2 separate regions of the Homo sapiens genome follow, and region 1 is linked to region 2. The links are chromatin loops, found by intact Hi-C in ENCODE. Cell type or tissue: A673. All regions are shown on one strand. Each heading gives the region's core, and the rest is flanking DNA. Links, peaks and the distances in the headings are about the cores only.

Evidence for each region. Peaks named below come from ENCODE experiments on the same cell type or tissue, not always from the same donor. Only the 100,000 strongest peaks of a DNase experiment are listed, where the experiment ranks them.
Region 1: a loop joins it to region 2, with 2.1 times the contacts of the local background. A loop is called at or near these places in 1 of 110 quality-filtered maps.

What each region holds. Positions count from the first base shown.
Region 1 is chr11:21,986,292-21,990,697 of GRCh38, reverse strand. All of the region lies in intron 3 of LOC102723370 (a long non-coding RNA gene), which reads right to left. Among named protein-coding and RNA genes, the nearest start is that of ANO5, 200 kb to the left of the region's middle. In A673, for the core only: a CTCF peak has its summit at 2,046 (motif pointing right); a DNase peak (open chromatin) is centred at 2,047.
Region 2 is chr11:21,870,154-21,874,559 of GRCh38, reverse strand. All of the region lies in intron 2 of LOC102723370 (a long non-coding RNA gene), which reads right to left. Among named protein-coding and RNA genes, the nearest start is that of ANO5, 320 kb to the left of the region's middle. In A673, for the core only: a CTCF peak has its summit at 2,760 (motif pointing left); DNase peaks (open chromatin) are centred at 419, 1,659 and 2,759; H3K4me3 peaks cover 1,104 bases; H3K27ac peaks cover 2,462 bases.

The DNA of each region.
Region 1 (4,406 bases), core at 169-4,168, 120 kb before region 2:
GCAAAGGGCAAAAGGTATTTGGAGCAAAAAAGACACCAACAATTGTCTGAAGCCACAATGACTGCGGGACCCTGATGTGGTTTGGATGTGGTTTGTCTCTGCCAAAACTCATGTTACTGTCATGTTAATGTGTCATGCTAGTGAGGCAGCATTAGGAGATGGGAAATAGTGGGAGGTAGTTGGGTCATAAGAGCAGGACCTTCATGAGTAGATGAATGCCCTCCCACCAGGCGGAGTGAGCTCTCTCTCTTATGGGAATGGAATAGTTATGGTTCTACAAAAGGAATTCTTAGCCTCTCCCATAATGTAATCTCTTCATACACTCCCCAGTTTGGGCTTTCCACCATGAGTGGAAGCATCACGAGGTATGCACCAAATAGCTGTTCAATTCTGAACTTCTGGCCACCAGAATCATGAGCCAAATAAGTCTCTTTTTAAAATAAATTACCCAGCCTCAGGTATTTTGTCATAGCAAAACAGACTAAGAGAGTCCCGTTTTTGTCTTTATACATGGTATGGTATTCTGAGTGTACTAGTATCTTTTTGTTCTTGTTTACAATAATATTCTCCTCTTGCTTAATTGGCAAGTGGTTGGGACTGTTACATTGACTTGCAGAGAACCCACAGGAGGAAAAACAAATCTACATAGACTGAAGGGGAAAATACAGCTTATATTCTAAAATTTCATTCTGAACATGAATAGACAGTTCTATTGGAGCGACTGTCATTCTGTCCTAATCTCATATGTCTTTAGGTCATATCTCTCGGTTCCAATACCAACAGTAATTTTCCCCTAGTTTTAAGTGTGATTGTATACATATTTTGTAAATTCTTTATTATCATCACTCATTATTCAATCACTTTTCCCTAAACATTTCATTTTTGTAAACTGCTTTTATATCTTAATTGTTCCTTATGATGGAGATAATGGTATATTTAAGTTTTGATTTTAAGTTTCATATACTCCATAAATTATCATCTCAATACTCGATTTAATTGCCTGTTATTGTCATCATAATGTATGAATCAGCATTGTTATACCAGGGCCTATATGAGAGAGGAGAGAAAATAATCAAGGCACTACTTGGACTCAGAAATTTTGGCAGGGAAAAGGGTTAGATGTCTAATTTTTTAGAGTCAGGAATTCTAAGGTTAGAAAATACCAGAAGAACATGATAAGGGTTTTCTGATCTTCCTTTCCTGGATAAATTTGGGACTAGGCTGATAGGCTTAGACTGGGGTGCCAAACCCTGAGTTTAGGTCAGATATCAGGTAAGGTTGCCATTTGCACGCTGTGCAAACAATGTGGTGTTTGGAGTTGGCGAGCTGGAATTGGAAGCAGTGAGTATTAGAACAATGAAGATACAGGGGCAGTGAGTAGGGAGGACAAAAGGCAGATAAACAAGAGCTTGTGGAAAGGATGCTATCAATATTTTAAGCAGTTTTTACATCCTTCCATTCACTGAAGAAATCAGCTATGATAAACAGGTTATAGCCATAAGTCTTAAGCAGATGCAGAACAAATGTGATATCAGAAGCTCTAGAATGTTCTTTTATTTTCCCCAACTCCTCCTATTGGTGGTTGATGCCAGAAATCCTGCTGTTGATGGTGGGCAGAAATGATACCTATTTGATATATATCTGCTAACAGTGGGTTATCTATCCTGACTAAGTGATGTAGGGAAGCTGCAGAAAAATGGGAAGTGATGTAGGGAAGCTGCAGGTTATCTATCCTGACTAAGTGATGTAGGGAAGCTGCAGAAAAATGTCCAAATAGTCGACAAAAATAGGAAGGTTTTGAGTCACATAGGAGGGTCCACATTATGATGCCATGGAAGGCATGCACTATAAGAGCAGGTCAAGGTGACAAGCAGGAGGGCAATCTGGGCCAGCCCCTGGTCCAAGGATCTTGACCATAGTGAGCTGGCTCTTACGAGCTTCTTGTATAGTGATATGACACACCAGCTGCACTTTAAGACCAGGGAAGACAATGAACAGTACCAGATTGTGTAATATACTCTGCTAAAAACAAAACCTTCCAAAAGAGGTCACTATTAAGCTATGATTTGGTATGACAGCATTTCTCAGATCCTTTCTGAGAAGAAGCTTTGAGGAGAGAATACCTAAGAGGAAAAAGCATTCAGAGGGCTTCACACAGGCTTCACTAGAAATTCCCAAGGTAAAAAAGGGTATTTGAATGATAGGGTTCAGAAGGCAAAGAAAACCTGTATCTATTCACAATTTTTCTTAAATCAAGTAATTGTTTTTAAAGCAATGCTGCAGATTATGCCTGGTGCAGTGGAGTGGTTATGAAAAGATCTGTATTTAAATTCCTTGTATCCATGATCAGATAGATGCAGGATCTTCCCTGATAGGGATAACAACATCAAGCCCATATACTTCGTAGGATATTCAAAATATTCAAATGAGATTGAAGATGAGATTATTCAATTCAGCAAATAGTTCAAGTGGTAGAGAAATATAAAGGGATTATTATCACTTCTATAGCAACTCAAATTGTTCATTTGTTCAATTCATACCCTCCGAGTATCTCCATGTGTGAACAGTGAATAAGATAATTCTTTTCCCAAAGAAGCTAATTATATGATGATCACTATATGTAAACATCTTCCAAATTTTTCTCATCTACACACATACAAATCTCTATCATAATAACCTATTTTAAATTCAAATGTTTTAATGCATTGAAGACTTTCAGTAACCATTAATGAATTGTGTTGTACATTTTAATTTTTGTTTTAGCTAAAACAAATCTTATCAAAATTATACCAGAGAAATGCACAGTTAGTACTTATTTTAAGATATCATAAATAACTGATCAAACACTGGAAGCTGCCAACATTATTAACCTGGACCCCTGGAAGCATGAGGGAAAGTGCAAAGGCAATTGCAAAAATTGAAAACTAGAACTTTGATTCAAAGGCAGCTTCTGAGAACAACTGGAATCTCAAGTGAAGGACAACTTGGACTATGTATTTGAACAAATGACACCCCCATGAGCAACAATTTTGAAAATCAATCTTAGAAAAGATTGCAGTGTGATATATGGAAATCAACTTTAGTTGTATCTCATCCTTGGATTGTGGTACCAAGGGAGGTACAGAAAGTAAGCTGTCCTCTTTACCGGCTTGTCAGATCTCACTGTATTTATGCATCCAGGCCTTTTGCTATTTTGAGCTGTGAAAGGCAAGAGCCACCCAGGCTGGTCTTTAGTTCCTAGATTGAGCAGACACTTCTGACAAGGAGAAAAATCTCACTGTTCACTTGAAGCAGTGCCTATTATAGCCTCATTTTTTTTCCCTGAGAGTTTCTCTCACTAAGAGCATTGCTACTCTTATCCTATGACCTACAGAAACTGAGGAGGTGATGGGGCAGTCCCCTCATCCCTTTCCAAATGCTGACCCAGTCACCCAGGTCAATGAGGTAAAATGTAAAGTATAAACACTTCTATGCCAACTTCCCCTGTGAATTAAAGCCACTCTTTGGTCAAGAGGTTAGGTTATAAGTTCATCATGATGGAAGCACTTCTTGTGCTGTTATTATATTCTAGAATGATCAGGAGGCAACATCATAACGAAGTCCATAAAGCATGGACTTCGATACCATATGCATTTCAGGTTTTGAGTCTCTTCTACTCTCCCTTCTGAATGCATCTGCTTAACAACCTTATGATCTTTGTGAATATACTTACCCTTTCTAAAACTTTGATTTTTTTTTTATCTGTGAAGTGGAAATAATAACAACTACCCTGTGGATATGTTAAGTACTGGAAGTATCTTGCAAATAGAATACTGTCACCCCCTACCAAAATCCATCTTTCACACTTCAACAAGAGATCTTTTTCAAGTCTAGCAAATGGTCCCTCACTGTTCTCAGGATTAAACACTAACTCATCAGTGAGGCTGACAACGCCTCTGCATGGTTTGAGCAATGCTTGCTTCTCCAATTTTACCAAGCACACCTCTCCCCAACACCGTTATCCAGCTATTTTTAATTGGATCCTCTAACATACTTTGTCTTTAGGTGTTTACAGGTCTAAATTCCTGCCAGTCCCTGTCTCAATTACTTCTTTATTAAATTACATTTGTACTCATCTTTCTGGCTTTACCAGTTTTTCTTGTAATTCTTTTTTGACTATTCCAAAAATCTGAGTTAGGTGCTCCTCCCACAGATCTTCCCGTATCATAGCACTGACTGTACTGATCATAACTGCCTGTAAACTTGCCTGTTTTCACCTAATTACCTATGTTCCAAGTTCCATAATGTCAGATATGGTAGTAATCAGTATTCTCTATTAAATATTCCAATTGACCTGCCAAGTGTGCCAGAAGATTGAACTTCCTTTCAACTTGGAAGATAGTTGTGGTTATATTTCTTGCTTTGGG
Region 2 (4,406 bases), core at 292-4,291:
TCCTTATATTTCTTAAGTATTAAGATCTTTGTTTTTAACTTATAAAATATCTAGTACAGTGATATAAAGGGGGTAGAGTAGAACCCCACACTTGAATTATTCAGTTTGTCAAATAAAGTTTTACTTAACTTCAAGGTTATGAAGAAATAAGAGGCAAATAATATGAAGAAAACTGTAAACATGACACTGAGGAGACAATGCTTGTTTCCCTCTTTGTTTCTGGGATTCTAAGGATTTCCCTAAGGAAATCAAATTTTCCTTTTTACCATTAAGCCTCATTTCAGAACTTGGGGTTTTGGCGGAAGTGGTTGTATAATTGTATTATCTAAAAAATAATGGTGCTGACTATATAATCCCTTAAAAGAATTTCTTTTTTAAAGAGTTAATATGAGGAATTTTCCTTAGAGGTTAAAAGAACTGAGAACTACATAATGAATTGCAGAGAGGAGTGTGGTGGAGAATTATAGTGTGCCTTGCTTCCAGAGACTAAATCCCAGTGAAAACTTCTGAGGAGACATGGCAAATAGTAGAGGGAGGAAGAAGTCATAAACAGCTTGCTGGATGAGGTGAGTTTTCACTGCTACAACATAAGATTAATTTGTAGAAGACTAGCTTTTCCAAGTGGCTACTTAAATTTCTGCTTCGATGTGTAATTGTAATTCAAAACTGAACATGGCCAAAATTAAATTCTTGCCTTACTTTGCTTTCAGAATGACTTCTCTTCTAATCTGCATTTGAACAAATGAAACAGCATAGCATCAGCCCAAAACCCAGCAGTTGCTTTACTTTATCTATTTTTCTCATGGCTGACTTCCAATTCATGGAAACCTCTTGTGATCTCTATCTTTAAAATACGTTGTGAATTTGACCACTACTCACCCTTTCTACTTGTTAACACATTAATCTACCAACTTCCCTCATCCAGATTATTACAATTCCTGAATTAACTTCTCTATTTCTATTATTTCTTCCTAAAGTCAATTTTCCAAATAAAATTTAAGGTCATCTTTTAAAAATGTACATACAAACAGTTCACTCTCCTGATCAGAACCATAATATGGACTAATAAGAAGAAAAGTACTCTAAGTTCTGAGACAGTTGTATATCACCTACCTTCTTAACTCTATGAAAATCTGTCTCGTTATTCTCTCCCCTCATTCACTGTGGTTCAGCCCTCTTCAACATCAGCCTTCTTGCTATTCTTTAAATGTAGAAGCTTATTCTTAGCCTAGGTCTTTGCCATGTTTTACTTCCTCTATAAGGTTCTCCTCTTCCTTAGATTTATTCATGTCTCTATTTCCTCTTAATAAAAGCCTTTATGTTAAGGTGGTCAGTTAAAACAGCAATAATCAATAATGTGAAACTTATATTTCTGGTCAAGATAGATTATCAGGAACTAGATTTATCTCCAAACAAAAACAATTTATAAAGTACACAAAATGTATAAAAAATGGCTTTCAAATTATTGGACATTAAGCAACAAAGGACAGTAGTTTATAAGATATGGAAAAAATGAGAGAAACTTTATAATTTCCATCGCTTAATGGCTCTGATGCATATAATTTGCATTAAAGGGTGGAGAACTTAGGCAAGTTCATTATACTCAGTGAGGCAAGAAGATGGAGCCAGCATTCTGTGGAAGCAAGGGTGGTGAGAGTTAACAGGATAAAGTGCCAGAGAGAAGAAAACTACACAGGCATAATGCCAGAGATCCCTACAGGGTCCTCTTCAAGTATTTAGTTAAGTACCAATCAGCACGTAAAACTACCCAAGGTCAGAGAAAGAACCCTCTGAAAAATTAGAAAGAACGACCAGCTCTTAACAAAATGCAGGAATAGAACCTGTTTTCAACAATCAGAGTAGAGGCCTCATAATTCACAAGAAATCAGTTAGACTACTAAAAATATCTTGCCTTAGTAGTAGAAAAATTTAAACCTTGAATAAAAGCTACTCTCCCCCTCCACACAAATCTTAAAAGCAAAACCCAGAAATGTGTTAAATAATATTTTCTGGAATACAAAAAATATTCAGCATTCCAAACAGGCAAAACTCACAAGGACTTGCCTCCAATAAAAAATTACCAGAAATGGCCTGTAATCCCAGCACTTTGGGAGGCAGAGGCGGACAGATCAAGAGGTCAGGAGATCGAGACCATCCTGGCTAACACGGTGAAACCCCGTCTCTACTAAAAATACAAAAAAAGAAAAAAGAAATTAGCTGGGCATGGTGGTGGGTGCCTGTAGTCCCAGTTACTTGGGAGGCTGAGGCAGGAGAACGGCGTGAACCTGGGAGGCGGAGCTTGCAGTGAGCCGAGATCGCACCACTGCACTCTAGCCTGGACGACAGTGACAGACTACGTCAAAAAAAAAAAAAAAAAAAAAAAAAAAAATACTAGAAGTGCAAAAAAGCAGTAAATTATGGCTCACAATAAGAAGAAATGTCAGTGGAAAGGTAACCAAAAATGACACAGATTATAGAATTAGTAGACAATGAAATTAAAACAGTTAAACAACTGTATCCCACATGTTCTTAAGCTAGAGAAAAGACTGAACATGATATAAGTAGAGACACAGAAAATAGGCTGGGCACGGTGGCTCATGCCTGTAATCCCAGCACTTTGGGAGGCCGAGGCAGGTGGATCATTTGAGGTCAGGCGTTTGAGACCAGCCTGACCAATATGATGAAACCCCATCTCTACTAAAAAATACAAAAATTAGCCAGACGTGGTGGTGTGTGCCTGTAGCCCCATCTACTGGGAAGGCTAAGACAGGAGAATCGCTTGAACCCAGGAGGCAGAGCTTGCAGTGAGCCGAGATAGTGCCACTGCACTCCAGCCTGGGCAACAGAGCGAGACTAGGTCTCAAAAAATAAAAAACAAAAGAGACATAGAAAATACATTGAAGAAACAAATCAAACTTCCAGGAATAGAAATTACAATGTTGGAGATACAATATACTAGATGGAATTAATGGCAGATTAGACATTGCAGAAAAAATATAACCTTTGAATATGAAGGCTTAACAATGGAAACTTTCCAAAATAAAACACACAGAGAAACAAGAATAAGGAAAAATAACCAGGGAAACAATAAGCAGTTGGACAACTTAAAGCAGTCTAACATGCTTTTAGTTGGAATTCTTGAAAGAGAAGAGATGGGAAAACAAACATAAAATTGTATGTGTGTTTGTATGTATGTGTATGTGTGTGTGTGTGACACAGTGGCAGAAAATTTTGCAAATTTGATGAAAGTTATAAAGTTATAGATCCAAGAAGCTCAATGAACCCTAAGCATAAGAAAAATGAAGATAACTATAGCAAGGAACATCATAATTATATCATATTTTTTAAAAATAATGATATAATTTTTAGGTAATCAAAGGAAAAAATAAACAGTTTGTATAAAGAAAAACAGAAAGATGGCAAATTTTTCATTGAAAACATTGCAAGTAAGGAGACAGTTAATCAATTTAAGTCAAAAATGAGGGAAAGAAGTCTTCTGTCAATAGCTCTATTTAACATACACTGAAGGTTCTATTTGGCACATTCAGTTAAGAAAAAGCAGTAACACATATCCAGGTAAGACAAGAAGTAAAACTGTCTTTATTTGCAGATAACATGACCGTCCATAGAAAAAAATGTGATTTAATCTACAAAAAGGCTACTAGAACAAATCAGTGAGTTTGACAATGTTGTAAGACGTAAGATTATTATGTAAAAAAATTTCTACTTCTATAAACTAGTAAAGAACAATTGAAAATTGTAATTATAAACTGTTATTTACAATAGCACCACAAATAAGAAATACTTAGGATAAATCTAGCAAAAGATGTGGTTGACCTATAAGCAGAAAACCATAAAAATTTGCTGAGAGAAATTATATTACTTAAATAAAAGGATAATACATATTGTTCATGGATAGCAAGACTTGATACTCTTGCAATGCTAATTTTCTCCTAATTGAACTACAAAGCCAATGTAATCCCAATCAAAATCAGAGTGGATTCTTTTGTAGAAACTGACAAGCTAATTCTATAATTCATATAGAAATGCAAAGAATATAGACTAGATTGCACAACTTTTAAAAAGAACAAAATTAAATAACTTATACTACAAGACTTTAAAACTTACCATAAAATTAATGTAATCAAGGTAATATATTAACATTAAGATACTTTGATTAAGGGAAGAGAATGGAGTTGAGAAACAGATTTATACATATATGATTAATTGGGTTTTGATAAGGTTACAGAGATAATTCTGTCAAAAAAAGTAATGTTTTCAACAAATGGTAATGAAAAATGTGGATACCCATATGCATAATTCTATGCTTCATATCATATACACAAATATATGTTATAAACCTAAATGTATAACCTAAAACTAATACTTCTAGAAGAAAACATACG